Regions from separate parts of the Homo sapiens genome. Here region 2 is linked to region 1. Evidence: chromatin loops called from intact Hi-C (ENCODE). Cell type or tissue: Caco-2. All regions are shown on one strand. Links, peaks and the distances in the headings refer to the core of each region. The heading gives the core; the rest is flanking DNA.

The links. Hi-C counts contacts between places; a loop is a spot of excess contacts. Peaks named below come from ENCODE experiments on the same cell type or tissue, not always from the same donor. Only the 100,000 strongest peaks of a DNase experiment are listed, where the experiment ranks them.
Region 2: it touches region 1 in a loop (2.9-fold over the local background); 4 of 110 quality-filtered maps call a loop at or near these places.

The regions. Positions count from the first base shown.
Region 1 is chrX:24,017,051-24,033,404 of GRCh38, forward strand. It overlaps KLHL15 (kelch like family member 15), which reads right to left and starts at 10,136. Exons shown (of 4, transcript NM_030624.3): 1 at 10,090-10,136; 2 at 7,807-8,008. RefSeq lists silencers at 7,888-7,967, 7,978-8,127, 8,138-8,207, 8,288-8,727, 8,738-8,837 and enhancers at 8,500-9,004, 9,005-9,508, 10,716-11,215. In Caco-2, for the core only: no CTCF peak of the experiment used is centred there; a DNase peak (open chromatin) is centred at 8,471; H3K4me3 peaks cover 3,282 bases.
Region 2 is chrX:23,923,923-23,940,276 of GRCh38, forward strand. CXorf58 (chromosome X open reading frame 58) reads left to right here. Exons shown (of 9, transcript NM_152761.3): 6 at 3,317-3,448; 7 at 11,274-11,503; 8 at 14,625-14,778; 9 at 15,322-15,587. The coding sequence ends at 15,381. Among named protein-coding and RNA genes, the nearest start is that of CXorf58, 24 kb to the left of the region's middle. In Caco-2, for the core only: no CTCF peak of the experiment used is centred there; no DNase peak of the experiment used is centred there.

The sequences.
Region 1 (16,354 bases), core at 4,347-12,346:
TCTCTACAAAAATTAGCTGGGCGTGGTAGTGTGTGCCTGTAGTCTCAGCTACTTGGGAGACTGAGGCAGGAAGATTGCTTGAGCCCAGGAGGCAGAGGTTGCAGTGAGCTGAGATGGCGCCATTGTACTCCAGCCTGGGCAACAAACTAAGAGCCTGTCTCAAAAAAAAAAAAAAAAAAATTAGATTCTATTTGCAAAAAATACAAAATAGTGTGGTCGGAAAGAGCAAAACCTCTGAAATCAGAGTGCTTACTGTGTGACCTACAGAAATTTTGTTAACTTCCTATCTTGGTTTCCATCCATACATTACTAATAATCATCATCATCTTATTATCAAGTTAGGGTGGTGAATAAATGAATTAACCTAAGTGAGAACCCTCAGTCTCCCCTCTCTACCAACCCCATGCCTCCCTAGGGTTTATCATAATGCAGATTTATAACAGATCAGAGTCAGGCGCAGTGGCTCACGTCTATAATCCCACCACTTTGGGAGGCCGAGATGGGCATATCGCTTGAGCTCGGGAGTTCGAGGCCAGCATGGGCAACGTGGCAAAACCCCATCTCTACTAAAAACATAAAAATTAGTCAGACGTGGTGGTGTGTGACTGTAGTCCCAGCTACTCAGGAGGCTGAGGTCAGAGGATAAACTGAGCCCGGGAGGCCGAGGCTGCAATGAGCTATAATCCACCACTGAACTTCAGCCTGGGCAACAGAGTGAGACCATGTCCCAAAAAAAAAAAAAAAAAAAAAAAAAAATTGTGTACATAATTCTTTAACTGGTTACAGCGGCCTCATGCCTGTAATCCCAACATTTTGGGAGGCAAGGCACGAGGATCACTTGATCCAGTTCAAGACCAGCCTGGGCAATGTGGCCAGACCTCTTCCCTACAAAAAAATTTTTTTAAATAGCAGAGCTTGGTGGCGTGCTCCTGTGGCCCCAGCTACTTGGGAGGCTGAGGCAGGAAAATCGCTTGCGGTGAGGATGTCGAGGCTGCAGTGAACCACGATGAAGCCACTGCATTCCAGTCTGGGCAACAGAACAAGGCCCTGTCTCTAAAAAGAAATCTAAGTACAGAATTATATCAATTTAAGGAAGAAAACTATTATAAGAACTACTTTGCAATGGCAGAGACAGCCGCGGCAGCAGTAGCGTGCTCAACAAGAAGTGCGTAGCCCCACTCTCCCAAAAGAAAAAAACGAATCATTGTAAAACACAAAAACCTTAAATAAGAACTCTTTAAATGAGTGCTGGAGGAAAAATTTAAGAGGCTTTGAGGAAAAACATTTACTGACAAAATGTTCAATGTACAAAAATTCTGTATCCTTACTTTTCATATATAGGTTTATCAACACTTTATACATGGCCTTCAGAATTTCAAATAGTAGGTTTTTTTTTTTTCAAGAGGGAAACCAATTAGACCAAATGACAAGGCATACTTATACTACCAGGAAAGAAATACTGAAGAACGTGTCTTGTTTCATAAACTTGGTACTGACTAAATAAAAGAAAGCCTCACATTTTTGTGCCTAAGAATGATTAGTATAGGGATTCTCAAAGCATGATCTGGGGACAAGTGAATCCAGTTGTCCTAAAAGATCCCAGTCCCCACTAAAGGGGCTTCCCAATGTCAAAATTATTATCCAAATAATTTTTTTAAAGTTATTGGTCAGCCGGGCACAGTGGCTCACATCCGTGATCCTAGCACCTTGGGAGGTAGAGGTGGGCTGATCACTTGAGCTCAGGAGTTCAAAACCAGCCTGGTCAATATGGTGAAACCCTATCTCTACTAAAAAATACAAAACTTAGCCAGGGGTGATGGCATGTGCGTCTGATTCCAGCTACTCAGGAGGGTGAGGCACGAGAATTGCTTGAACCCAGGAGGCAGAGGTTGCAGTGAGCCAAGATTGCGCCACCTCCAGCCAGGGCGACAGAGCAAGACTCCTTCTCAAAATAAATACATAAATAAAGAATAGTTATTTGTCTTTTTCACTTTCATTCTGTTTTCTAGAGGTTTACACATGGTATGTGATATTGCAACAGACTGAATGCAGAAGCTGATGAGAAGCCCATTGGCTTTTATTAAGCCAGATATTAAAGAGATATGCAAAAATTTAAAACAATGCCACTCTTTTCACCAAGTTCTTAACTGTTTTAGAAAAGTTATTTTTCATAAAAAAATGTTATTTAGGTTACCATGTAATAGAATTAATTTTTATTTGTTTATTTATTTTTTGAGACAGTCTCACTCTGCACCCAGGCTGGAGTACAGTGGCATGATCTCTGCAACCTCTGCTCCGGGGTTCAAGCGATTCTCCTGCCTCAGCCTCCTGAGTAGCTGGGATTACAGGAGCCCACCACCACGCCCAGCTCATTTTTTTATTTTTAGTAGAGACGGAGTTTCACCATGTTGCCCAGGCTGGTCTCGAACTCCTGGCCTCAAGCGATCCACCCGCCTCGGCCTCTCAAAGTGCTGGGATTACAGGTGTGAGCCACCAAGCCCGGCCCCCACTAATTTTTAAGAGTACAAATAAGTACAAAGAAGTCCTGAGACCACAGGCTTGAGAACAACTGAAAGTGTAAGAGATAAGTGACAACACACACACACACACACACACGTGCACGCACAAACCTCAACCTCTTCCTACCTCTGCCCTGGAAGACTATTACTGCTATTTATATCACAGAATTTTTGAACACTTCAAACTCTCTAGTGACCAGTAAAAAAAGAAGTTTGGTGGGGGTAAAACTGGACAGGAAATTAAAGGCAAAGAAATTAAATGCTTCCTTTTCAGTTATAAGGCTGCCATTCTGATGTGAAGGCAAAATTATAGGCAATTAAAAGACATTTCAAAATTAACCTCTATGTTTGTGCCATAAGCAATAATTTATTGCTTTCACATTCCTTCCACAGCTGCTTGAAAATTCATACAAAAGCTTAAGGTATTCAATGCAAAAGCTAGATTCTCAGAGGTTGATATAATATACTTACCCTCAATGAAAAATTTAAATGATTTCATACTATCTTCATCCCCAAACTGTTCTCCTACCAAAATTGATGCCTATGCAGAAAATGCCACAGTTGCATATCGAAAAGAGAATGCAAAGGCTTACTACGGATAAAAACAGAATTAATTTCTGAGTCATAACATTTCTCACTTCTGTAACCCATAAAGTAAAAAAATGTAAATTTGACAATCTCAAAGCAGCCAACTTCTCAACATACCAATATAAAAGAAAAGACAAATTTAAAGACAGACTTTTAAGCTCTATTAGCGGTCACTTTACTCTCAATACACTACTCAAATTGAAAACTCACTTTAATATGGGAGGAGACGTTGTGTAAGTTAACTTTAATTTGTTTAATACTGGAAATTCTTTCTTGTCATCAAAATATTTTTATAACTCAGGACCAAATTGCAAATGACCATTTAACTAAGCTATTAGGAGGGCCCTGGGTCCTCCAGCCTCCAGACTGGCACCAAATTACTTCACTTTTCAGGTATGTTTAGCATTTCGTCATCCTATAATACAAGAAGCCTTATAAGAAAAAAAAAACCCTGCTTGAATGCTATTTTTCATCAGAAGACTTTAATTTAATGCTTCTCTGCTTATTCCACACTATGACTAGAAGTAGTCCAAGAGTGATGTCATGGAAAACAGCTTCCCTAGCCTTTAGAGATTGGATCCAGTGAGAATTCTAGGAAAAGCCTCTATTGGGGAATAAAACCCCAAATCTTCTAAGTTCTATTCTAACATGAAATCACAAATACTGTAATGTTAGCCTTTCAGTTCCTCATAAGAATTATACAACCAAACTAAATATTTTGGAAAGTCTTGCTGTTATGATACAGATTTCCTGCAAATCATTAGTCTATAATATATATCATTAACTAAATTCAAAGATCTTATCAGAGACAAAGGGTATTTTTTTCTATCCATTCTTACATGTTTCAGTGATTGAGCCTGATGAGCTTTAAGGGTCTTACGTTAAAAACAGAAAACCTGACAACATATTTTGTCTTTCCTAATTTCTTACTTGCAAAGTTAAAATTTCAAATTCTGAAAAGGTCTTCCACTTTTGGACCAGCAGCAATACAACATATACCCTTGGCAGAGATGAACTATGAGAGCCTTTCCAATGATTCTTAAAATGGCAATAATAATAATCTTATATTACTATCTCCCTTGGTGCCGCTGTTCCTTGAAAACCAGCTACACTCCCAACTTAAGGCCTCTCTACACCCTGTTCCCTCTGCCTGGATCACACTATCCCCAGATATATATGGTTCCCTTAGGGTCTTTGGTGTCATTTCAGTGAGGCCTTCCTCAAACACCCTCTTTTAAAGTTGCAAAACCCCATCTGCCCCATCAACCTGACAATCCCCATGCCCCTCCACTTTATTATTCTCTGCAGTATATTAAATGGCAATACAGGCTATCCATTTTACTTAGTTTCCTTTCTGCTTCAATTTGTCGGTTTTGCTTCACTGACTGTTGCATCTCCAGCACCTAAAACAGTGCTTGGCACATAATAAGTGCTTAATAAATATTTGTTGGAAAGACAGATAAATTTAATTCTCGCAACCTTCCATGTTTTGTATCCATCCCCGACTTAAAGATGAGAACATCAAAGCTCACAGAGGTTAAGTAACTTGCCCAAGGCTATAATTATTAGTAAGTTGTGAAGTTGGGGTCTGCCTGACTTCATAGCCTCCCCTATTAAACACTGTTCTACAATGCCTCACCCATGGCTCCATCTTTCATTTCTCTTCAATAAAAAAAAAAAAGCACCACATGAGCTATAGCACTCCAATTCAGAGAAAATAGATGCTAATAAAGTAATCCACCTCCTCTAAGCTAAAGATTCATTCTCCTCACAGTTAACATTATTCACTCTCAAAACATTTGCACTGGGAAAGGCCAGGCTTGACAACAGGCCACCTACATCATTTGCGGGGACTCTTGTTCAAAATCAGGGAAAAATGTTGTTAAAAGGCTGGGCGATGGCCGGGCGCGGTGGCTCATGTCTGTAATCCCAGCACTTTGGGAGACCGAGGCGGGCGGATCACTTGAAGTCAGTCGAGACCAGCCTGGCTAACATGGTGAAACCCCGTGTCTACTAAAAATACAAAAATTAGTCAAGCATGCTGACGCGCATCTGTAATCCCAGTTACTCGGGAGGCTGAGGCAGGAGAATCACTTGAACCCGGGAGGCGGAGGTTGCAGTGAGCCGAGATCGCGCCACTGCACTCCGGCCTGGGAGACAGAGCAAGACTGTGTCTCAAAAGATAAAAAAAAAAAAAAAAAAAGGCTGGGCACGGTGGCTCCCGCCTGCGCTTTGGGAAGCCAAGGCGGGTAGATCACTTGAGTCCAGGAGTTCGAGACCAGCCTGGCCAACATGGTGAAACCCCGTCTCTACTAAAAATACAAAAATTAGCCGGGCGTGGTGGCGAGCGCCTATAATCCCAGCTACTTAGTAGGCTGAGGCCCAAGAATCGCTTGAGGCCGGGAGGTGGAGGTTCCAATGAGCGGGGATCGGATCGCACCACTCCACTCCAGCCTGGGCGACAGAACAAGACTCTTGTCTTAAAAAAAAAAAAAAAGTCGTTAAAGGTAATAAAATGTAAAGCTCTTTCAAAACTTTCTTCTGTATCTCTCAACTGTTTCGCGGTTTTTTTTTTTTTTGAGACGGAGTTTTGCTCTCGTCGCCCAGGCTGGAGTGCAGTGCCGCCATCTTGGATTACCGCAACTTCTGCCTACCGGGTTCAAGCGATTCTCCCGCCTCAGCCTCCCGAGTAGCTGGGAATAGAGTAGCTGGGATTACAGGCGCCCGCCACCACGCCAGGCTAACTTTGTGTTTTTAGTAGAGACGGGGTTTCTCCACGTTGGTTAGGCTGGTCTCAAACTCCCGACCCTCAGGTGATCCGCCCGCCTCGGCCTCCCAAAGTGCTGGGATTACAGGCCTGAGCCACCGCTCCCGGCTCTCAGTGTTTTTTAAATTTGATGTTTAATGTCGTTCTGAGTAAAGGAAAATTAAAAATTTAAATTAGCATGAATTTTACCATTCACCCTTATACTGTACAATCCCAGTTTTACATGCAGATTATTAAACCAAGTGTGGGGCCCTTCTGAACATCCATGAAGCCAAGCCTGCCCTGATCAAGGTTAGGTTTCTGAGATAACCCGACTCGAGGTAGAGAGAAGGTCAAACCTTGAAATCCCCAATAAAGCAATGATTTGTCAAAATTTTATCAAGATTAGTGATAAATCCAATCTATAAAACCAGCCACTTTGAAGTAGGCTCTTCCTTTTACTATGTAAATCCTGCCCAACTTCTATTATTTTGCCTTTTTACAAAACACAAAAGCATACTCTGAAAGACAACTGGTATTGGACTAGAGGATTATAAATTTAATAAAACATCTAACTACTCAAAACCATTTGTTAGCTAAAAATAACAATATACCCAAAAATGCTTCTCTTTTCACTTTTTGTGGACCATTTAAGCCAAACCATACTATATTTTTGATATGCCAAGTAAAAATGATCAATACTAATCTGTTACACATATAAATCCTGGCAAAATAAATTCAATTTTCAAACCACAAATATTTACTATCCTATTCTTTCCCCAAATTAATCAGCAATGAAGAGTGCAAGTTAACATCCTCTACCACTGATAAACTGTGACTCTAAGCACCTACTACGTGTTGTGATTAAAAATGAGAATAAAATTATATAATTACATTAAGTGCTAAAAAGTTGAAATGTTCTATACATTTCTAGATCTATTAAGGATTACTGAAACATGAATGCATTGATAAGCTCTTCAAAACCAATTTTCAAATTAGTAGAAGTATTCAAGCATCCTGCTCCCTAGATATGAAAAACAGGCATTAAAATTAGGGCATATATGTCTGCAAAGCATTTTCTAAATTACCACTTAATCAGATTAACAAAGGCAAACAAATTCGGAAAACAGAAAAGACTAACAAATGTAAGGTGTTAAATATTTGGAGTAAGAAAAGGGGCCTAAAGCGGCCTAGAACGATGAAAAGCAAAGCCCCTACGGTAACGTTACATTTGAATTAAAGAATACCGTTATTTAAATAAGCAGTTAGCACTTCGTAGGAGGAAGGCCAAGCAACGTGACTATTACAGATCTATGGATTCACAGCACTGCTTTACTATTATTCCGTACTTATTTGCTTATATTTATAATATAGAAATAAAGAGGCAGCAACAGTTAGCCACTACATTAACCACTCTACCAAAGGTTACTTAAAAAACGGCCTTGCATTCTTACAACACTCTACAGTTAAGGATTATTTTCACATATATGACCTCATATAGTCCTCTCAACCCTGCGATGTTGGTAGTACCGACTATATTTCATAGATAAGAAACCAAGGCTCGGTACGCGATTTTTTCTCAGAGTCACCCAAGTCGAACCCAGACCTTCCGATTCCTAGTTTTATGCCTCGCATTTTGCATAGTTCTATTTCAGGCATAAATTGAATTGTTAAAGGGAAGGAACGGGTTAGGCAAAAAATAATCATGGTACCTGCAGCTGTGTGCTGCAAAAAATGGCTGAATTATGCTTCTTCCTTTTTCTTTCTCGCTCTCTCTGGAAAAAAAAATTACATTTCAAACAATTTAAGTAAACTCGAAGACAAACGAGGTCCCGGCGTCTACCAAATGTTTGACTCGGGTCCGTGCAGAGAGGGCCGGCGAATTCGTGCCTAGCTCGGGGCCGCGGGCGAAGCCCGGGCTCCGCAGGCCGGCGGCCAGGGGCGGCTACGTACCTCGGGGGGTCCTGTCCAGCCTCTAGTGGACGGCAGTCTGCATCAGGAAGAACCGGGCCAGCGGGCCGATGGGTGGGCGGTCGGGCGCCGGGACGGCACTCGGCAGGCTCCTCGGACGTCTACGAGCAGCCGCTCCCGGCACGAGCCGGGTCGCTCCGGCGGGGCACGAGAGTGCTCGCCTGCAGCCCCCTCTGGATAAGTCCTGGGAAAGAAGACAGCGCTGAGTCGAGAAACCAGACAGTCGGGCTCCGCACGAGGCGGCGCGGCGTCGGGGCCCGGACCGACCTTGCCAACGCCGGGGGCCTCGCAGCACCCGACGGGGCTCGGCGGGAGGGCCGACTGGGGCCGCGGGCGGGGAAAAGGGCTGGGGGGCAGCAGGCAGAGACAGAAGCACCAGCCGAGGAAGCGTCGAGGACGGCGTCTCTGGGCTTCTGCCCCGAAGCGCGCCGAGCCTCGGGATCACCCACGCCGGGGGTGGAGGAAGGCGGGAAAGGGGCGGGGAAGGGGCGGGGCGTGCGGGGCCACGAGCCGGGGGCCGCTCCGGGCCGCGCGCCCCCTGCGGGCCGCGGGAGCCGCCCGGGGCCCGCCCAGGGAGGCGGGGCTGGCCGGCAGGGGGCCCAGTGCGCTGTCGTCTTGACGCGGAAGGCCGCCACGCTGGGAGAGAGGGCGGAGGGTGGGAAGCCGTTGGGGGCGGGGAGCTGGCCCGGGAGGCCCCCCCCTCGGCCCCTGCTGGCGCCCCGAGGGGGCCAGCCCGTGGCCTGGCGGGTGTTTACCTTCCCCCTGGTCGAGCGCCAATGCCGCCATCTTTCAGCCCAAAACGCGTCACTTCCGGCGCCACGGGAGCGGGAGCGGGTGTGGGAACGGGGGGGAAGGGGGGGCGGGGAAGGCTGTCCCGCGCCCGCGGCGCCCCGCGTCCCGGCTGCCGGCCCGCCACGCCAGCGGTTTCCCACCGAGGAAAACAGGCGGCCGGGCGTCGCGGCCCTGGACTGGGCCCGACGCAGCTTCCCCCGCGGCGCCGCCGTCGGGGCTGAGGACACTCAGCTGTCCTCGTCCCCTTGCAGCGGTCTCTCTCCGCCTGCACGAGCGATGGGCCCTGAGCCACTGCGGTGCGCCCACCCTCGACAAGTTGAGGGCTAGGAAGCCAGGAAAGTGTCTTTTTGCATCTTGGCCACGGTGGGGGTGGGGGAATCGGGGACAACGTGGAGGGAGCTTTTCCATAGCTACCTGTTATAAAAGTGACTAGATCTGCGCCAAATGACATCATTTTTTGTAAGGCAACTTGCAGTGGACTATTGCGTCACTGTCCACTTGGCTTACTGCACAACAATTACACGTTTCAGAAATCGATTTCCCAAGGGTGGGAAAATTCATAAAAAATTGCATGTCTGCACCACCCGGAGATAATGCCGGATTTAAAAAAGCTGTCTCTACTTGCGTCAAAATAATCAAGAACGAACATTCAGAGGGCAGTGATTTTTGTTGTTCGTTTTTTATAGAATTCTAGCTAGTACTTTTTAAATATTACCTTTTCTTGACAAGAATATAAAACTAGACTATAGGACTGTTTTGTAAATTTATTATGGCATCTCTTTCTGGGAAAAGTGTAGATGACGGAAATACACAGTTGGAAGCCCGTGGATCTACAATTAACCTTAAATTAGGGCATCCATTGCCCATAGCAGATCCTAAACTGAGGTATTTCGGCTTCCCCCACCCCCACCCCCCGCCGCCATTTTCTCTCTAGACCAATATCCCGATGAACTTTCCGTGAGAGGTGTCGCTAAAAGCGATAATTATCTCTTTCTAGCAAACTTGAACATACCATCTTTCCCAAGAGGCCAAAATAGCACACGGTGTACTGTTTTGCTGAAGTAGACTACTTCGTGGGAGAGATAACACAATCACTTCAATCTTTTGGAAATACGCTTCCTTATTCCGATTTAAACTATAACAAGCTTTAAAAAAACTGTAAGACACTGAAATTCCCAAGTTGTTCACACTTTCTTTCCATCTTTTCCAATAGCTCCTTTAAGATATTTCTGTTCATTATTTAAAAATCCCTGCTTGCCATATTTGTATCTATTACTACATGACAAATTACCCCAGAATTTCACATTAAAACAAATTTTTAAAATTAAATCATAAAATAAACTTTAAAAATGCATACATTCCACTTCTGAATATTTAAATGTTCATGCATTATTCCCGAACATCTAAACGCTGAGTTTGGATTTTTGTACATTAACTAACATTTTAAGCTATACATTACTATGTGGCACTGACCTGTCTAAAGAGAGGCTTCTGTTCTTGATTCAAGCAAGAGTTGAAACGTTTCTGCGCTCTTTGTACCAGGTATAAATGTAGTGAGTGTATGTCATAAGCCATTGTGTGATCACCGTGCTTCCCGTCCCTCCTTATTTTGACATTGCAAGGTCTCGTGGAATTTCAAATGTGCTTTTTTGGATATTTATGTAGTTTTAAAACTGGGCTGTGTCTTTCAATCAATCTATACGTTTACTATATGAACCCCTCCCCAAGTTATCTTCAATCAATGATGCCTCTTTCACTCTTATTTCTTATTTTTATGTTATTATTATTATTTTTTTTTTGAGACAGTCTCACTCTCGGCCAGGCTGGAGGGCAGAGGCATGATCTCAGCTCACTGCAGCCTTGACCTCCCGGGCTCAAGCAATCCTTCCACCTCAGCCTCCCGAATAGCTAGGACCACAGACGTGCCCCACCATGCTCGGCTAACTTTTCTTTTCTTGTTTTTGTTTGTTTGTTTGTTTTGTTTTTGTTTGCTTGTTTTTTTCTGAGATGGAGTCTGTCGCTCAGGCTGGGGTGCAGTGGATCTCGGCTGACTGCAACCTCCGCCTCCCGGGTTCAAGCGATTATCCTGCCTCAGCCTCCCGAGTAGCTGGGATTACAGGCGCTCGCCACCGTGCCCAGCTAACTTTTGTATTTTTAGTAGAGACGGGGTTTCACTGTGTTGGCTAGGCTGGTCTCAAACCCCCGACCTCATGATCGCCCGCCTTGGCCTCCCAAAGTGCTGGGATTACAAGCGTGAGCCACTGCACTCCAGCTCAGGCAACAGAGCAAAAACACCGTCTCAAAAAAAAAAAAGAAAAGAAAATATATTTTAACTTTCCCCACCAATTTCTGGACTGTAATGGGAGTTGTTAAATACCTTGAGAGTATCCTTTCACACTGGTAGAGTCCCACAGAGGTAGATGGAAGCTGTCTTTTCTTAGCCCTCTAGCCTAAGTATTTGAGAATACACATTCCTCAATAGCTATTTATTTAGCAGCTAGCGAGGTCGGAAGCATGCTAGAAGCCTGGGCCTGGGAGTGCTGGTGGAGTTGGAATGAGGTTCTTCCCCAGGGGTTCTGAGGATTTAGGATACTGCATACCCTCCTCCTCCCTCCTGTTTTTGCTTTTTAAGAAATTGAGGCCAGGCGTGGTGGCTCACGCCTGTAATTCCAGCACTTTGGGAGGCCGAGGCGGAAGGATCATTAGAGGTCAGGAGTTGGAAACCAGCCTGACGAACATAGTGAAACCCCGTCTCTATTAAAAATACAAAAAATTAGCTGGCATGGTGGTGCGGGCCTGCGGTCCCAGCTACTCAGGAGGCTGAGGTAGGAGTATGGCTTGAGCCCAGGAGGCAGAGGTTGCAGTGAGTCGAGATTGCACCACTGCACTCCAGCCTGGACAACGGAACTAGACGCTGTCTCAAAAAAAAAAAAAAGAAAAGAAAAGTTGAGGCTTTTCAGAAATTCCCAGTCTGTGGTAGTTGTCTTGGTAATCACTTTTCTTTTTACTTTTTTTTTTTTTCTTTTTTTTGAGACAGAGTCTCCCTCTATCATCCAGGCTGGAGTGCAGTGGCGTGATTGGCTCACTGCAACCTCTGCCTCCCAGGTTCAAGTGATTCTCCTGCCTCAGCCTCCCAAGTAGCTGGGACTACAGGCACACACCACCACGCCCAGCTAAATTTTGTAACTTTAGTAGAGATGGGTTTTCCCATGTTGGCCAGGCTGGTCTCGAACTCCTGACCTCTAGTAATCCATCCACCTCAGCCTCCCAAAGTGTTGGGATTACAGGCGTGATCAACCGCACCCAGCCACCCCATGATCTTTCCACTGTACCATGTAATTATATTAACATAGTAAATGATCTTCACATAGTTGTATTTTTATTCCTACTTAATTCCACAAATTGTTGGTTTGCAATCTACTATACTATTTATTTATTCATTCCATAAGTATGTGTAAGTGCCTAGTACATGCCAAGTCTTGTTCTACCCACTGGGGATCCATCAGTGAATAAAACATATGAAAACTCTAGCCCTTGTACGGATTACATGTGTCAGGTAATAAAATAAATAAGCAAATTATGTGGCCTGTTAGAATGTGGTAAATGTGGCCGGGTGCGGTGGCTCACGCCTGTAATCCCAGCACTTTGAGAGGCTGAGGTGGGTGGATTACTTGAGGTCAGGAGTTCGAGACCAGCCTGGCCAACACGGGAAACCCCATCTCTACTAAAAATACGAAGAAATTAGCCAGGCGTGGTGGCACATGCCTGTAATCCCAGCTATTTGGGAGGTTGAAGCAGGAGAAGTGCTTGAACCCGGGAGACTGGGCGAAAGAGGGAGACTCTGCCTCAAAAAAAATATATATTATTTTCATAGAAGTTTTAATGACTTATGAAATTGTTTCTAATATAATCTTATGTGAAAATGCAGGACAAAAAAAAACTATAATTGCACTGATCACAGTAACACTGAACCCTCAGAGGTAGTTTTCTGTTGACTCCTTATTTTCCTGAGTATGGGTCACACTTTGCTGTTTCTTTGTACATCCTGTTTCTTTTAGATAATATGTTGTAGCAACTCTGGACTCTGTATTAACCCACTCCCAATCCAGGTGGTGGTAGAGTTTGCTATTTTTAGATTTGTTGTTTGTGTGGTGGTCAGCCTGGACTAATTCTGTGGCGTCTATTCCCCAAATCGGGATGTGATAAATGCTATGGAAAATAACAGAGCTGGGGAAGGGTGTTCCAGTTTTAACTGGGATGATCAAAGTAGGAGGTATCATTTGAGCCTTGCCTTCAATGAAATTAGGGACCAGAGTGTATAAAACCTGGTAGGCAATTGTAAGGTCTTTGGCCTGTGAGAAATTGGGAACCACTGGAAGCTTTGGTGAAGAGGACCAATATGATTTGACACTCAGGCTGCTATGTAAGTAACAGAATTTAGGTGGACTAGGGCAGAAGCAGGGAGATGGGTTAGGAGACTATTCCGATAATGGAATGGAATGGAATGGAATGGAATGGAGGCTACAGTGGAGATGGTGAGAAGTGCTTAGACTTTGCAAATATTCTGGAGGAAGAGCCAACAGGATTTCCTGGAGGTAGGGATAAAGGAAAAGAGAGGAGTCATGGATAACATCAAGGTTTTCTGTCCTGAGCAACTGGAAGGATGGAATTGTCATTTCCTGACATCGCAAAGACCTCAGGAGGATCAGTTTTGAAGGGAGTGGGGAGGAAGGAAAAGCTGCAAGGACTGGGCCCAGAGGTGTGCCTGGGCCAGGGAGCCATCCTGGAGAACAGAGGGAACTGGTTCCAGGAGATCAGACAAGAGTGTGGAATGCTACAAGCTAGAGAGAAAGTTACTGGAAGTTGCTAAACATTCACTATCAATAAAAGATGCAATGAATATTGCCATTTTAATGGAATATATTTACCTTGAAACATGGTGTAGACAATGCCCCCTTGTAGATGAAAACCTTAAAAAGAAAGTTATCATCTTTGTGCTCCTTATGAACCAATGAAAAATAACATTATGCTTCAGCTTCAGTTATGAGATTATCAAGGGGCTGAGTGTACAGCGAGGACTGGGCTTTGTGGCGCAGCAATGTGAGGGAGTCATCCGGGAGAAGATACAGGACTGTCAAGGAGACAGAGAAGGAGTAGCCAGTGAGATAAGAGTAAGACAAAGAGTGTGCTATGCTAAGCCAGATAGAAAAGTACTGTAATTGCTAAACATCCACTATCAATGAAAGATGAAACGAATGTCACCATTTTAACTAAATCTATTTACTGTGAAATGCAACGTAGACAGTGCCTCTTAGTAAATGAAAATGTTAAAAGGAGTAACATACCCCCTTTCCCAAAATTAATCATTAAAAAAAAGTTTTTTTAAGAGATGAGGTATCCCTCTGTAGCCCAGGTTGGAGTGCAATGGTGCGATCATAGTGATCATAGCTTACTGCAGCTTCGAACTCCTGAGCTCGAGGGATCCTCCTGTCTCAGTCTCCTGAGTAGCTCAAAATACAGGCTTGAGCCACTGTGCCCAGCAAAATTAATCACTTTTAAGTTCTTTATGAACCAATGAAAAATAACACTATACTTAGAAGCCTCAAGATACGAGCCACATATTTGTTTTTTTTTTTTTTTTGAGATGGAGTGTCGCTCTTGTTGCCCAGGCTGGAGTGCAATGGTGTAGTCTTGGCTCACTGCAACCTCCGCCTCCTGGGTTCAAGCGATTCTCTTGCCTCAGCCTCCCAAGTAGCTGGGATTACAGGCACCCACCACCACGCCCGGCTTATTTTTTGCATTTTTAGTAGAGACAGGGTTTCACCAGGTTGGCCAAGCTGGTCTCGAACTCCTGACCTCAGGTGATCCGCCCGCCTTGGCTTCCCAAACTGCTGGGATTACAGGCGTGAGCCACCGCACCCAGCCCAAGCTACATATTCTTAAGTACTGCATTTCAGTAGATGTGTACCCAAACATGCACACATTCTAAGTGTGAGTGCCAGAGTTGAGGTGAGTAGCAGGAATAAAGAGCTGCTACATGGTGTTGTATGACTAAAGAAGTGGAAAAAGAAAGAAAAAAAAACCTCCAGTAACTACTGTTGCCAGCAGCACAACTTCAGGGTTTGGGGACTGTGGTTAAGGATAGAGACAAGATTGAATGTAGGCTCTGAGGTTATTTATTGATTCTAAAACTAAGTTCTTAAAAAATGCAGTGATGGCCGGGTGCGGTGGCTGACGCCTGTAATCCCAGCAGTTTGGGAGGCCGAAGCAGGCGGATCATGAGGTCAGCAGTTCAAGACCAGCCTGGTCAACATGGTGAAACCCCGTCTCTATTAAAAATACAAAAATTAGCCAGGTGTGGTGGCGGGCACCAGTAAACCCAGCTACTCAGGAGGCTGAGGCAGGAGAATCGCTTGAACACGCAAGGCAGAGGTTGCAGTGAGCTGAGATCATGCCATTGCACTTCACCCTGGGCGACAGAGCGACACTCCATCTAAAAAAAAAAACAAAAAACAAAAAACGCGGTGGCTGACGCTTGTAATCCCAGCACTTTGGGAGGCAGAGGCGGGCGGATCACTTGAGGTCAGGAGTTCAAGACTAGCCTGGCGAACATGGTGAAACCCCGTTTCTACTAAAATTACAAAAAAATTGGCCAGGCGTGGTGGCAGGCACCTGTAATCCCAGCTACTCGGGAGGCTGAGGCAGGAGAATTGCTTGAACCCAGGAAGCGGAGGTTGCGGTGAATCGAGATCACACCATTGCACTCCAGCCTGGGCGACAGAGCAAGACTCCGTCTCAAAAAAAATTTAAATTAAAATTAAAAAAACTAAAAAACAGGCTGGGTGCAGTGGCTCACACTTGTAATCCTAGCACTTTGGGAGGCCGAGGGGGGCGAATGGCTTGAGCCTAGGAGTTTGAGACAAGCCTGGCAACATGGGGAGACCCCATCTCTACAAGAAATACAAAAATTAGCCGAGCGTGGTGCTGTGAACTTGTGGTTCCAGCTACCCAGGAGGCTGAAGTGGGAGGATTGCTTGAGCCCGGGAGGTCAAGGCTGCAGTGAGCCGTGATTGCACCACTGTACTCCAGCCTAGGTGACAGAGTGAGACTCGGTCTCAAAAAACAAAACAAAACAAAACAAATAAATAACCTAGTGATCACAAAACTATCTCTAAGACAGAATTTCTTTCTAGATACAGGGCAGAGAGGGACTTTAGGTAAGTCAATTCTGGCCTCCTCAGCTTTGTGTGTGGGTAGTGGAAGAGAAAGCAGGGGTATAGTTTCACACATAGATGTCTGGGCATAGGCCTGGACAAAAGGAGGGGTGAATTTCATGCTGTCTTAGGGACTTGGAAGAAGAGGCAGCACTGTCTTGGTGAGGGAGGTGAGAATGTTAAGCGTAGGTGAGGCAGGATAGTCCTCTGGGATTGGAGGTTTTTTTTTTTTTTTGAGACCGAGTCTCTGTTTCCCAGGCTGGAGTGCAATGGCGCGATCTCAGCTCACTGCAAGCTCCGCCTCCCGGGTTCACACCATTCTCCTGCCTCAGCCTCCCGAGTAGCTGGCTGGGACTACAGGTGCCCGCCACCGCGCCCGACTAATTTTTTTTTTTTTTTGTATTTTTAGTAGAGACGGGGTTTCACCGTGTTAGCCAGGATGGTCTCTATCTCCTGACCTCGTGATCCACCCGCCTCGGGCCTCCCAAAGTGCTAGGATTACAGAAGTGAGCCACCGCGCCCGG
Region 2 (16,354 bases), core at 7,649-15,648, 90 kb before region 1:
GGGCATGGTGGTGCACGCCTGTAGTCCCAGCTACTCAGGAGGCTGAGGCAGGAGAATCGCTCGAATCCAGAAGGCGGAGGTTGCCGTCTGCCGAAATGGCACCTCTGCACTCCAGCCTGGGTGACAGAGCAAGACTCCGTCTCAAAAAATAAAAATAAAAATTTTAAAAACCCTTTTTTAGTAACTTCAGCTAAAGTAAATTATAGTTATGCCTACAGAAATTCCTAAAGCAGAAATTATATGGTCTTCATACCTGTTCAGTGTACAATTACTTGTTTTTACCTTTAGTGTCACTGTGGGGCTGGTTAATTAGAACCATAAAATGTTGGAAATTAATTGCAAGAAAACATAATGGAGAGATTTGCCAATACTATCTTTATTTTATTTATTTATTTATTTATTTATTTATTTATTTATGAGGTGGAGTCTCACTCTGTCGCCCAGGCTGGAGTGCAGTGGCACAATCTCGGCTCAGTGCAACCTCCACCTCCTGGGTTCAAGCGATTCTCCTGCCTCAGCCTCCCAAGTAGCTGGGATTACAGGTGCTCACCACCCTGCCTAGCTAATTTTTGTGTTTTTTAGTAGAGACGGGGTTTCACCATGTTGGCCAGGCTGGAATCGAACCCCTGACCTCAGGTGATCCACCTGCTTTGGCCTCCCAGAGTGCTGGGATTACAGGTGTGAGCTACTACACCCGGCCTATCTTTTCTTTAGTTGTGTAATGTATAAAGAAATTTGTTGTGGGGATGAGGGAGGGGGGAGGGATAGCATTAGGAGATATACCTAATGTTAAATGACGAGTTGATGGGTGCAGCACACCAACATGGCACATGTATACATATGTAACTAACCTGCACATTATGCACATGTACCCTAAAACTTAAAGTGTAATAATAAAAAAAGGGAAATATTTATGGTTATGGAAATGCTTGCCCTGATAAAAATCCTACATATTGTTTTTTTAAATTCACATTTTATGCTTATACAATCTCTAGAGCTCTTACTATGTTGCTATAAGACAGTAATATAGTGATAATTTACCAACTTTATTGAAAATGTTGTTACATCAATAAAATAGCATGCTGGAAAAAAAAGAAGAAATTAATGAAATATAAAGCAAAAATGATCTACCTAAAGGAAAGCTCCATATCACATTTTCACTAAACTGTTTGTCTCTTCAGTTCTATACGTTAGGAATAAAACTTCAACCATTCAACCATTTGAATGTTTTCTTCCTTTTTCATTTTCTACATGTGTCTGTGATATTCTAAGCTTTGGAATTTAAAAAAATAAATAAAGGAATAGTCTGAATAACAAAAGTGAGAATTGGAATAGAAAATGCATTATAGCTTGCTGTTGTGTGTTAAGAAAAAAGAACAGTGATTCTCAGTTTTGATCCTGTCTCAACCACTCTTTCTTTTCTCTTTTTTTTTTTTTTTTTTTGAGACAGCATCTCACTCTGTCACCCAGACTGGAGTGCAGTGGCATGATCTCAGCTCACTGCAACCTCCACCTCTCAGGTTCAAGCATTTCTCCTGCCTCAGCCTCCCGAGTAGCTGGGTTTACAGGCACATGCCACCATGCTAGGCAAATTTTTGTATTTTTAGTAGAAAAAGGGTTTTGCCATGTTTGCCAGGCTGATCTCGAACTCCTGACCTCAGGCGATCCGCCTGCCTCGGCCTTCCAAAGTGCTGAGATTACAGGTGTGAACCACCGTGCCTGGCCTCAACCACTCTTTTAGGCCTTGTATCAACATTATAACAGAGTTCCCATACTTTCACAAATACCGCATTCTGACATACAAAGGAAGAAAGAAACTTAACTGGAATCAAAAGATGTTTGAATTTTCTTTTCTTTTCTTTTCTTTTTTTTTTTTTTTTTTTTGAGACAGAGTCTTGCTGTGTCCCCTAGGCTGGAGTACAGTGGCATGATCTCGGCTCACTGCAACCTCCGCCTCCTGGGTTCAAGCGATTCTCCTGCCTCAGCCTCCCGAGCAGCTGACATTACAGGCACCTGCCACCACGCCTGGCTAATTTTTGTATTTTTAGTAGAGACGGGGTTTCACCATGTTGGCCAGGCTGGTCTCGAACTCCTGACCTCAGGTGATCCACCTGCATCGGCCTCCCAAAGTGCTGGAATTACAGGAGTGAGCCACCACGCCCGCCCTGAATTTTCTTTTGTGCTATCCTTCCCTTCATATAAACATACCCTTTGTGGCCAGAAGTACAGATCTGTAATATAAATATGTGTTAGAAGAGTCAGCACATACTTATGGCGGGGGTGCAGAGTACTTAAGTCTCTACTCACAGTCTATGTATAGCTCTTAGCACAGGATACTTATATGTGGAAGGGTATGGTATAAGTAGGGCCCAACAGGATTTGAGCTTCCATATATTCTGTGATTCTTCTGTCTCTGACCTCTCAGGTGCTTTCCTTGAGCATAAAATGTTGACATTTGGGAGAGAAAAGAAAACCCCTCTATTTGCCACTTTTTAGCTGCTGAGAATGAAGTCTGAAGGGAGGGAGGCTTAAACAGTCTGAAACATACATGTTTCCACTTACCAGCAGTGTATTAACACATAAAAGAGAGGTGGTACTAGTGACACCTTTCATTGCAGTTCCTACGGTAACTCGTTGAATCACCAGATAAGTTTTCTCTGCATTGACTGCACGAATGATATTACAGGTTTGTTTTGCTTTTCAAAATAAAAGAATTAAAAGTCTTTTAAGGGGAAAAACCAGTTGTTTTAAAACTATGTTCTCTGAGGATTCTGGACTCAGCAATTCCTCTAGCTGCATTTAAAAACTATGTAGATGGCCTGGCGCGGTGGCTCACGCCTATAATCCCGCACTTTGGGAGGCCGAGGTGAGCGGATCACGAGGCCAGGAGATCGAGACCATCCTGGCTAACACGGCGAAAGCTGGTCTCTACTAAAAATACAAAAAATTAGCCAGGTGTGGTGGCATGCGCCTGTAGTCCCAGCTACTCAGGAGGCTGAGGCAGGAGAATCGCTTGAACCCAGGAGGTGGAGGTTGCAGTGAGCTGAGATGGCGCCACTGTTCTCCAGCCTAGGTGACAGAGCAAGACTCCGTTTCAAAAAAAAAAACCTATGTAGATAAGGCTATGGAAACAATTTTAAGTGGTTTAATAATCCCTATATAATCTCTTTGCAAATGCAGCCTTTCTATTGAATAGCAAGCTGCTAGAAGAAAGGAACAATATTTGATGTATTTGTCAGAAGAAATATGTAAAGGGCGTGCTGATCATTAATGCTATTCTACTATTTTTAAAGTCTATTTTCTATTCTTTTTACAGGCAGTGGATGATGCTTGCAAACTAATGGGGGAAAGGAAATTTCACCGTATAATTATGGAAGATGAACGTATTTTCCCGAAGTCCAAAGTAACTGATATAATGGATGTTGTCACCATGCAAGATTATGTACAAGTAAGGAATTTAGATTTAGAAAAACAAACAAACCCAGCAAGTCTTCCTAACTCTGTCATCCAAGAAGATAGAATCATACTTTTTTATTATGGTAAAATATAACACAATATAAAATTTATTATTGTATTATATTTTATTTTATTTTTCAAATATATTCTATAGAATGAAACTTATTTTCGGATGCCCAAGCACTAGAACTTTCTTTTAAAATTTTTTTTTAATTTAACTTTTATTTTAAGTTCAGGGGTACATGTAGAGGTTTGTTATTGTATATAGGTAAACTCGTGTCAAGGGGGTTTGTTGTTCAGATTATTTTGTCACCCAAGTATTAGGCCTAGTATCCATTAGTTATGTTTCCTGATCCTCTCCCTCCTCCCACCTTCCACCCTCTGGTAAGTCCCAGTGTGTGTTGTTCCCCTCTATGTGTCCATGTGTTCTCATCATAAAATTGACCATTTTAAAGTGTACAATTCAGGGGCATTAAGTACATTCACAGGGTTGTGCAAGCATCACCACCATCTAGTTCCAGAACCTTTTCATTACCCCGAAAGGAAACCCTGCATCCAGTAAGCAGTCACTCTCCATTCCTGCATCATTCCAGCCCCATAAACCACCAGTCTGCATTGTCTCTATGGATTTGCCTAATCCGGATATTTCATATAAAGGAAATCATGTGATATATGGCTTTTTATATGTAGGGAGCTAAGGAATTTGGGGGTTCTTTTGGGGTGATGGAAATATTCTGAAATATTCATAGGCAGTGGTGATAGTTGCACAACATTGTGAATATACTAAAAACCATTGAGTTACATACTTTTTTTTTTTTTGAGACAGAGTTTCGTTCTTGTCGCCCAGGCTGGAGTGCAATGGCGCAATCTCAGCTCACTGCAACCTCTGCCTCTTGGGTTCAAGCGATTCTCCTGCCTCAGCCTCCCGAGTAGCTGGGATTACAGGCATGTGCCACCACTCCCAGCTAATTTTTTTGTATTTTTAGTAGAGACGGGGTTTCACCATATTGGCCAGGCTGGTCTCAAACTCCTGACCTCAGGTGATCTGCCCGTCTCGGCCTCCCAAAGTACTGGGATTACAAGCGTGAGCCACCACGCCTGGCCGATGTTGTGTTTTCACAAATGGAAGGTTTGTGGCAAACCTGCATCAAGCAAATCTATCAGTGCCATTTTTCCAATAGCATGTGCTTGCTTTGTGTCTCTGTGTCACGTTTTGGTCATTCTTGCAATATTTCAAATCTTTTCATTATTATTATATCTGTTATGGTGAACTGTGATCAGTGATCTTTGATGTTACTATTGTAATTGTTTTGGAGCACCACAAACTGAGCCCATATAAGATGGCAAACTTAACCAATAAATGTATGTGTTCTGACTGCTCCACCAACCAGCCATTCCATTATCTCTCTCTTTCCCCTCTGGTCTCTCTATTTTCTGAGACACAACAATATTGAAATTAGGCCAATTAATAATCCTACAGTGGCTTCTAAGTGTTCGAGTGAAAGAGTCATGCGCCTCTCACTTTAAATCAAAAGCTAGAAATGACGAAGCTTAGTGAGGAAGTCATGTCAAAAGCTGAGATAGGCCAAAAGCTAGACCTTTGCACCAAAGAGTTAAACGTGTTGTGAATGCAAAGGAAAAATTTATGAAGGAAATTAAAAGTGCTACTCCAGCGAACACACAAATGATAAGAAAGCAAAATAGCCTCATTGCTGATATGGAGAAAGTGTTAGTGGTCTGGATAGAAAATTAAACCAGCCACTCACGCCTGTAATCCCAGCACTTTGGGAGGCCGAGGTGGGCGGATCACGAGGTCAGGAGATCGAGACCATCCTGGCTAACATGGTGAAACCCCGTCTCTACTAAAAATACAAAAAATTAGCCGGGCATGGTGGCGGGCACCTATAGTCCCAGCTACTAGGGAGGCTGAGGCGGGAGAATGGCGTGAACCCAGGAGGCGGAGCTTGCAGTGAGCCGAAATTGCGCCACTGCACTCCAGTCTGGGCAATAGAGTGAGACTGTGTCTCAAAAAAAAAAAAAAAAAGAAAAAGAAAAAAAAAGAAAAACCAGCCACAATATTCCCTTAAACCAAAGCCTAATCCAGAGCAAGGCCTTAACTCTCTTCAATTCTATGAAGGATCAGAGAGGTGAGAAAGCTGCAGAAGAAACTTTGGAAGCTAGCAGAGGTTGGTTCGTGAAGTTTAGGGAAAGAAGCCGTCTTTATAACATAAAAGTGCAAGGTGAAGCAGCAAGTGCTGATGGAGAAGCTGCAGCAAGTTATCCAGAAGATCTCACTAAGATAATTGTTGAAGGTGGCTGCACTAAACAACAGATTTTCAATGTAGACAAAATGGCCTTATACTGTTAGAAGATGCCCTCTAGGGCTTTCACAGCTAGAGAGGAGAAGTCAATGCCTGGCTTCAAAGGACAGGCTGAGTCTCTTGTTAGGGGCTAATGCAGCTGGTAACTTTAACTTAAAGCCAGTTCTCATTTACCATTCTGAAAATTTTAGGGCCCTTAAAAATTATGCTAAATCTATCCGGGCGGAGTGGCTCAGGCCTGTAATCCCAGCACTTTGGGAGACCAAGGCAGGTGGATCACAAGGTCAGGAGATCGAGACCATCCTGGCTAACACCGTGAAACCCCGTCTCTACTAAAAAATACAAAAATTAGCCGGGCGTGGTGGTGGGCGCCTGTAGTCCCAGCTACTTGGGAGGCTGAGCCAGGAGAATGGCGTGAACCCAGGAGGCGGAGCTTGCAGTGAGCCGAGATTGCACCACTGCACTCCAGCCTGGGTGACAGGGCAAGACTCTGTCTCAAAAAAAAAAAAAAAAAAAAAGAAAAAAGAAATATGTTTCATAAGGCTATAGCTGCCATAGACAATGATTCCCCTGATGGATCTGGGTAAAGTAAAATTTAAAAATCCAGAAACGATTCACCATTCTAGATGCTATTGAGAACATTCATGAGCTGGGCACAGTGGCTCATGGCTGTAATCCCAGTACTTTGGGAGGCTGAGATTGGAGGATCTCTTGAAGATGGAGTTTGAGACCAGCCTGGGCAATATAGGGAGACCCTGTCTCTACAAAAATTACCCCCCACCCCAAAATTAGCCAGGTGTGATGGTATGCCCCTATGGTCCCAGCTACTCAGGAGACTGAGGTGGGAGGATTGCTTTAGCCATGATTGCACTCCAGCCTGGGCAACAGAGTGAGACCCTGTCTCAAAAAAAAAAAAAAAAGCCACAGCCACCCCAGTCTTCAGCAACCAGTACCCTGATCAGTCAGCAGTCATCCACATCAAGGTAAGACTCTCTACCAGCAAAAAGAATAGGACTCACTGAAGGCTCAGATGATCATTAGCATTTTTTAGCAATAAAGTATTTTTTTTCTTTTTGTGGAGATGGGATCTTGCTATGTTTCCTAGGCTGGTCTCGAACTTCTGGGCACAAGTGATCCTGTCAGCTCTTCCTCCGTAAGTTCTGGCATTGCAGGCATGAGCCATTATGCCCAGCCATAACAAAGTATTTTTAAATTAAAGTATGTACATTTTTTTTTAAATAATGCTGTTGCACACTTAAACTACAGTATAATGTAAACATAACTTTTATATGCACTGGGAAACCAAAAATTAGCATGACTCTATTTGTGATATCCACTTTATTACCATGGTCTGCAACTAGACCCACAATATCTCTGAGATATGTCTGTATACAGCCTTAACTATTCACTCATTTGCTTCAGTGTGAAACATGAAATTAATGCAGTGCCTTAGAGACTCCCAATTATGTTTTCTTTCTTTTAGAGTCTTAGACTGTGAGTTTAGGGAAGTGAACCAGGAAATGCCAACTATCTTTGCTAAGGACAAAGACCACATACTTTCAGATTGTGAACATGTCAAGGATTAATGTCATAGAGAGGAGTCCCCAGATAGACATACTGGAAGAGAGAGATAAGATCATTGTTGACGTTTGAGTCCTTATACGGGTGTGGCACTGTCTTTAGCACTTTACATGTGTGTTATCTTCTTTCATCTTCAAGTTTGTAAATTCTGTGACCTTTTTTACAAATGAGAAAAATGAAGTTTAACAAGCCTCAAAAAAACTTGCCTGAGGTCACAGACAGATCTGATAAGTGGCAGAGCAGATGATTGACAGATCTATGATATTTACCCATTTTACTACTTCACTCAGGAAAAAAAATACCCAGCCTTACTTTGCATGGCAGTGCAGGACCATAAAAATGACCAGCAAATTGAAACCATGCAAAGCAAACTTAATAATTTGTGGGGAAAATTGTGATTGTCCTGTGACTTTTCAAACTTTTTGTCTGTAGTCCCAGCTACTTGGGAGGCTGAGGCAAGAGGATCACTTAAGCCCAGGAGTTTGAGGGTAGCCCAGGCAACATAGTGAGACCCCATCTCTGAAAACAAAACAAAACAAGCTTCTTTGTCAAAACATTAAAAACTCTTTTGCTGTCTGTTATAAATACATAGGAAAATGAAAGAAAAAAACCCAACACATTTAGAACACTTTTAGTACACTATAATTTAAAACATTAGAAACATAGACAAAGTGTTTAGTTTCTTCATAAAATATCTTACCAACTGTGAATATACTGGAAACTATTGAATTGTACACTTTAAATGGTGAATTGTATGGTATGTGAACCTCAATAAAGCTGTGAAAAAATAACTTACCAAGAGTACTTTAAACAGTGCTTGCCTTCTTGTTCTTCTAGTATAACTTATAAGCATCTTTTCTATGTCTTGATGTATTGTCATATTCCTTTTAAAATTTGGATCAGCTGCCAACATTTTATTCTTTGCACTTTAAATGTTGCAAAATATCTCAGAGTTCCTTCAGTATGAAGTTTTTTTTGGCCAGCATCACTTCCACTGGGAAAGCTTCATCTTTTTATCATAGCCACTTTCCTCATTTATGTTGATAAGTTCATCCTCACCAAGTTCCTCTAGCTGTAGATCTGCAACGTCTTGAATGATGGCAGTGTTAGCATTCCCACAGTCACCTGTTTCTTCTAGAACTCCATGTATGATTGATTCCAATTTCACTTCAAGGGGTACCACTTTTTGTTTCTTTGACGGGGAATTCCCTCTTTTGATTTTCCATTTTTGTAAAATGTCACATGGGTTTATCATTGGGAGACAAAAATGCAACACAACTATATACGTTGCTGTTTGTGTGTGAAATGAATAACAGATTCACAGTGACCAGTCACTGATTGACTTTGGAAGGTATGACATGATTTGTCACTAATCATGATGATCATCTGTCATTTATATTGTGATCTTTGAGCTGAAGAGCTAGCAACAGGAGGCCGGGCGTGGTGGCTCATGCCTGTAATCCCAGCACTTTGGGAGGCCAAGGTGGGTGGATCACTTGAGGTCAGGAGTTCGAGACCAGCCTGGCCAACATGATGAAACCCTGTCTCTACTAAAAATACAAAAATTAGCCGGGCCTGGTGGCACACGCCTATAATCCCAGCTACTTGGGAGGCTGAGGCAGGAGAATCGCTTGAACCCAGGAGGTGGAGGTTGCAGTGAGCCGAGATTGCGCCGCTGCACTCCAGCCTGGGCGATAAAGCAAGACTCCATCTCAAAAAAAAAAGTTTGAAAAGGCCGGGTGCAGTGGCTCATGTCTGTAATCCTAACACTTGGTGAGGCAGAGGCCGGAGGATTGCTTGAGCCCAGGAGTTTGAGACCTGCCTGGGCAACACAGCGAGACCCCATTCTCCAGAAAAGGAAAAAAAAAAAGATGAAATGGTGCAAAGGTAGGATTGCCTGTGTGTGTGTATGTGTGTGAGTGTGTATGTGTATATGTGAGTGTGAAGGTGTGTGTTGAGAGTGTGTATGTGCATCTGTGTGTGTGTGTTTGAAAGCATGAATGTGACTGTGTAATATACCCTAAAGGCCTTCTTGTTATTCTGTTTCCTAGCACTGTAGCTCCTCCTGCCCTATCCCTGGCTCTTAAATGCACGACTATAATGTTAAAGTGATGATATATATTTGTATTTTTAATTCCTAATTTGATATCATTTTAAATTGGAAAAAAAGAAAAGTGGGATTTCTACAAATACTCCAAAGGAAAATAGTGAAAATCTCCACTTCATACTAGAGATGAACTCATATTTCTAAAAAGGTTTGTGCAAAAGTCCTCTCAACAGCCTGGGCAACATAGTGAGACCCTATCTCTACAAAGATTAAAAAATTGGCCAGGCGTGATGGCTCACGCCTGTAATCTCAGCACTTTGGGAGGCCGAGGTAAGTGGATTACCTGAGGTCAGGAGTTCAAGACCAGCTTGGCCAACATGGTGAAACCCCATCTCTACTAAAAATACAAAAAAAATTAACCAGGCATGGTGGCATGCACCTGTAATCCCAGCTGAGGCAGGAGAATCGCTTGAACCCAGGAGGCGGAGGTTGCAGTGAGCCGAGATCGTGTCACTGAACTGCAGCCTGGGCAACAGGAGTGAAACTCCGTCCCCCCCAAAAAAAAAAAAAATAGCCAGACGTGGTGGCATGTACCTGTAGTCCCAGCTACTCAGGAGGATCACTGGAGCCCAGGAGGTTGAGGCCGCTAGCCATGATCATGTCACTGCCCTCCAGCCTGGGTGACAGGATGAGACCCTGTCTCAAAAAAAAAAAAGTCCTCTCAACCCAAGCATGTCATGAACAAGCTCTACTAGGTATGCAGAACACATAGCTATTATCATTAATTTTTAGGCCCATCTGAGTTTAACTTATCTGAGTTATATTTGCCATAAAAATGTTGATGCATTAAATAAATATTTAGTGAGTATGATACTGTGTGCATGATAATGTGTAGCATAGCTCCTGCCTTCCAATAAGGGAGCTAAGTCATACACAGATAACTAAAACATTGAGTAGTCAGAGAGAGATCCCAATAAAATTCAGAGATGGGATCAAAGAATGCCTTTTGGATGAAGTGACATTTGAGTGGAACCATGAGAAATGTGTCTAAAAACATTTTAGAGCACCCACAACCAATCAATTTTTTTTTTGAGACAGAGTCCCACTCTGTTGCCCCGGCTGGAGTGCAGTGGTGCAGTCTTGGCTCACTGCAACTGCTGCCTCTTGGGCTCAGGTGATCCTCCTGCCTCAGCCTCCCAAGTAGCTGGGACTACAGGTGTGCGCCACCACGCCCAGCTAATTTTTGTATTTTTTTATTATTATACTTTAAGTTCTAGGGTACATGTGCACAACGTGCAGGTTTGTTACATATGTATACATGTGCCGTGTTGGTGTGCTGCACCCATTAACTCGTCATTTACATTAGGTATGTCTCCTAATGCTATCAGGTTTCACCATGTTGGCCAGGCTGGTCTCGAACTCCCGACCTCAAGTGACCCACCTGCCTCAGGCTCCCAAAGTGCTGGGCTTACAGGTGTGAGCCACCGCACCTGGCCAACTAATCAGTCTTAATTGTTTTTTTTCTCTTTTTCTTTTCTTTTCTTTTTTTTTCTCTTTGAGATGGAGTCACTCTGTCACCCAGGCTGGAGTGCAGTGGCGCGATCTTGGCTCACCGCAACCTCCGCCTCCCGAGTTCAAGCAATTCTCCTGCCTGAGCCTCCCGAGTAGCTGGAACCACAGGCACAAGCCACCACGCCTGGCTAATTTTTGTATTTTTAGTAGAGATGGGTTTTCACCATGTTGGCCAGGCTGGTCTACGAACTCCTGACCTCAGGTGATCCACCCGCATCAGCCTCCCAAAGTTCTGGGATTATAGGTATGAGCCACCGCACCTGGCCAACTTAATCGTTCTTGTTTTTTCCCTACAGTATCGCAGTTTTTTCGATGAGGCCCCTGCATTTTCTGGCGGCAGAAATAACAGCTGGCGCAAATTAAATCTTGAAAATATTCCCAGGACAATGCTAATGTATGACATAGTTCATTATTCAGAGTCTGGAGTGATCTCAAACCGTCTACGAAATGAAATGAAGTTTCTGTTACAGAGACCAGTAACGCAAGAGATCCATAAGCACCAGCTACGGATTGTTTCTGAAATTAGGTAAAACAGATTCTTCACTGGGGTTACAATACTAGGGGCATATCTGAAAATGTTCACATTCTGCCAGATAGCTCACTAAAGATAAGAGGATATATGGGGAAAATAGGGTTGGGGCAGATTGCTCAAAACGTATGCAATTTTGTAAACAGAGCACTAACAAAAAGGACAATTGGTACTTGGGGAGTTAACTTGTACCACCAGACAGGCAGCTCAGTGTAGCTGGAGGCTGCCACAGAAAATATAAAAAAATGAACAACCATAGAGTGGAGATGCTGGCAACTCTTTCATTAGAGCAGTTAGTGGGCATGGAGACAGTGCACATGGAAGTGGGACCCCAGGCCAGCGTAGTTGCCTTTTTTTTTTTTGAGACGGAGTCTCACTCTGTTGCCCAGGCTGGAGTGCAATGGCGCAATCTAGGCTCACTGCAACCTCTGCCTCCCGGGTTCAAGCGATTCTCCTGCCTCAGCCTCCTGAGTAGCTGGGATTACAGGTGCCCACCACCATGCCCGGCTAATTTTTGTATTTTTAGTAGAGAATGAGTTTCACCATATTGGCCAGGCTGGTCTCAAACTCCTGACCTTGTGATCCGGCCACCTCAGCCTCCCAAAGTGCTGGGATTACAAGTGTGAGCCACCATGCCCGGCCGCATGGTTGCCTTTTAAGTGGACATGAGAGGCAGTGCGATCTGCCGAGAACCAGGAGCCATCCAAGGCTGGAGTGGGGGTAGGGGAGGAGTAGGGTGGAGGGCAGTGAGGGTGAGTTGGGGGTGGGGTGTGCCTCTCTGGGAAGACAGCACTTGATGCAGGTGCTCATTTTTGTTTTCATGAATACAGTCAAAAGGGCTCCCCTTGCCCATGCAGCACAGAACTGAGGGCTTTTTCCTTTTTTGCTGAAGGTTATAATTCTATTCTTGCTACTCTGGCTCCCCTTGCCTGAGATAAATTGCATATAAATTAGAGTGACGTCATTCCCCTTTTTACCAATAGTATGTGAGCCAGTTCACATTGTAGAAATGGATGTTGTAGCAAAATAGATGTATTATGATCTGAAACAACATGGACAGAATATAACAACTCCAATTATATTCCTTTTCTCTTTCCATTACTAAGCCTCACTTAGCCCATCTTATTTACAAATTAAGCTGCTTTCTTAAAAGAAGAAAGAGATAATAATATGTAAGAGGACCTACTGGTAATCTATTTTCACACTCTTATAATTGAAATGAAAAATACTCCCTTTGTACATGAAGAAGACACTGATGACCCACTGTCAAGCAAACATGCTGGGGATTTTTTTTCAGGAGTAGAGATGAGTGATTCTGACCCAATAACATAATTTAACCCATATATTTTATGATCAAGGCTATACATTTGCCAGACAGATGGCCTGGTTTAGGGCACAGTCTGTCATGAAATAGATTTTCTCTAACTCATCCATATGAGCACTGAATATAGAATTTAACCCTATTACCACCAAGGTCAAATAAATGATGTAATTTTCTCTGCCACCATATATAATCCTGATCTCCCTGCTATTTGGATTTATCCTACTGAGTATCCAAGAATAAGTAATTTAAGAGCCAAATAATTAGCCAAATTATTAATCAATTGAAGAGAAAAAATACTTTCATAAAGCCATCTTTGAATGCAGTTGTAGTTTAGCATCTCCCAGAAGCAAACCCTGAGACAGAGATTTAGGAGGTGATCCCAGGAACAACTGAAGGGAGAGGGTAAAAAAGTGGAAGGCAGCCAAAACAGTGTGTGTTAGCAAGCAAGTTACCACTGTGGGTAACTGGAGCTTAATCTCCCCCGGGAATGTCAGAGTCAATGTAGAACATGCAACTCAGAATTATCCCACAGGGGGCAGGGGAATTACAGTATTGATACATCAACACCCATCAGTCATTGGTTAAGGGTTGCTTAGGAAGGGACATATTAATTCTCGGGCACTTTTGACCTCCCCTGCACATGGGCTTGCTTTTCTTTTCTTTTTTTTCTTTTCTTTTTTTTTTTTTTTGAGACCGAGTTTCACTCTTGTCACCCAGGCTGGAGTACAATGGCACAATCTCGGCTCCCCACAACCTCCACCTTCCTGGTTCAAGCGATTCTCCTGCCTCAGCCTTCCTGAGTAGCTGGGATTACAGGCATGTGCCACCACGCCTGGCTAATTTTGTATTTTTAATAGAGACAGGGTTTCTCCATGCTGGTCAGGCTGGTCTCGAACTCCAGACCTCAGGTGATCCACCCGCCTTGGCCTCCCAAAGTGCTGGGATTACAGGTGTAAGCCACCGTGCTGGCAGGCTTTTCTTTTCAAAGAAAATTTTCAAACTGAGTGATGCAGATGCTGGCATTGAAAGTTGAGTCTATGTTCCTTATAATGGTAAGGACAAGGGGATTATGGACATAGCATCTGATCCCAGCACTGATTAAAAACAGCTTGTTTTTCCAACCATTATGAAATGTAATTTTTTTTTTTTTTGAGCTGGAGTCTCGCTCTGTTGCCCAGGCTGGAGTGCAGTGGCACAATCTTGGCTCACTGCAAAGTCCGCCTCCTGGGTTCAAGCAATTCTCCTGCCTCAGCCTCCCGAGTAGCTGGGATTACAGGCACCCGCCACCACACCCAGCTAATTTTTGTATTTTTTTTTAGTAGAGACGGTTTCACCATGTTGGCCAGGCTGGTCTGGAACTCCTGACCTCAGGTGATCCGCTTGCCTCGGCCTCCCAAAGTGCTGAGATTACGGGCATGAGCCACTGCGCCTGGACGAAATGTAATACTTTTTTGTGTTAGTATATGGTGTAAAAAAATAAGATTCAAATGGCTACTACACAGTATTTTCTAGGAAAGCTAATTTTAAATTGATAACAGGTTTTATAATTTTTATCATCTTTGCTGTCAATATCATCACCTGTACACCTTCATAAGTGCCAGATAAAGAACTGTGCTATGTAAACTCAAGCAGAAATGATAACTTTAACCTAAAAGCTTACATGAAATGCTGCTCCAATGTTGCTAAGGTCTGTGATATATTTGCTAGAGAAAGCTTTAATGAAATTTGGAACTTGCTTTGCATTTATATTTTATTCTGTGTGATTTTTCTGTTTTTAATACAAACATTTTCTAGGGGTCCATACTTAACTGTCCAACCTCTATATCGGCCCTACAAACAGCAAAATCAAGTTAAATTTCTGGGTCGTCGATCCAAGCAAGCTCAAATGAAAGTTGAAAAAATGAGAAAAGTTTATTTGGCTAAAGAAAAAAATACTTCTGAGGTGACTGTAAGTTTAACTTGTACTGAATTCATTGTTTTGGACAATATTCAAACTGTCTGTAAAGTAGCTGTACTTACGTAAATGAAATTTTCCTAATCTAAAGTTCAAGGCTGAAACACATTTGACACATTTATCATAGGTAGTATAAAGTGAATTTCATCTTGGTAACATTTTTTAAAAAATTCTTAATATTGGTGGCAATTCTGATAAAAACCAGCTGTTTTGGCTCCATATCAGCATGAGTTGGCAAAAAAATTATTTTCTCTGTATGTTGACACTGTTGATTCAGCACATCTCTGATGGTGGTTTTTTCAAAATGGAAGTCATTTCTATCTAAACTTATTAAGAACTATGCTTTATAAAGTCTGCCTCAGTATACTTTTACATCATAGGAATTTACAACAGACATGTATTCATGTTATTACTTTGTAATTTAAAAAATCGCTGTGAATATTTTGAGATGAGGATAAATATAGTCAAACATTAAAATATAAAGTAGTAAAAACCAAATATATAACACTTCCTACTTTTATTGATAATTCTGCCTAGGAACCAAAAACGGGCCCATCAGGTACAAAGGATAACTATCATCTCCACTCCATCTTTTGACATTGTGAAAACTAAGGAATCTATGTCAGAGTGTCAGCTGGAAAAAGAAAAAAGGACTCATTTTCCTGGTATCAAAACTTGGCAGCTGGTGATTCTCCATCATGATAATGAACAGTTAATTGACAGAAAACCAAAGTTGTTTAACAATCTGCTTGTCTGTCTATAAATAATGAGTATGTGTAATAAAGGAAAATAACATAGAATAAGTCCTGAGTATGCTCTCTTAACTAAATGTGTGACATATTTTAAGCCTTTTTGAATTGCCATAGGAACAAATTCTTTTACTGACAGAATTTTAATCTAAACAAATTTTTTCTATTAGATGCCCTTGAACTAGCAGTATACAGTTTTGTTTAAGAGATTAGTCCCTGGGACTTTTATTCGATTTTGATTTTCCTTCATTTAAACAAATATCTGAACAGGCCATACTTAGCATAAATATTAGAATTCACAGAATGAAAGGCTCCTTTTGAGTCAGCTTCTAGTGTCTTTTTTAAAGTTGAAATTCATTTTTACAGAACAGCTTGTGAATGACCTATTCTGAATGATAATAAAAGTAATAATGGATTTATTGCTACAGGAGGCATGACATGGCATAACTAATCACTATTGAGCATTGGAAGCACCTGAGACAGAATGTTGCGTCTGCTTTAATCTATTTTGGATATTTTTCAAGTATGAAGTCTATTTGGAGTAATATTTATCAATTTCATTTTCAATTGATAAATTGTCATTCCTAATATGGTATAAATTATTGATTTCTTTTGTGATCCAGGCTGTTGGATTATATCAAACTTTACACAGAGGCTATGATAATTAAACTGCAATAATTTATTGAACTTTAAAGATCCAATTTTTAATTTTACTTAACATTTAAAACGTGTAGGTTGATTGCTGATCTAATTCAGGCATGGCAACCTATAAAAGGATCTCATTCTCTGCTAAAATATTCTCTTACATGATGAAGAATATT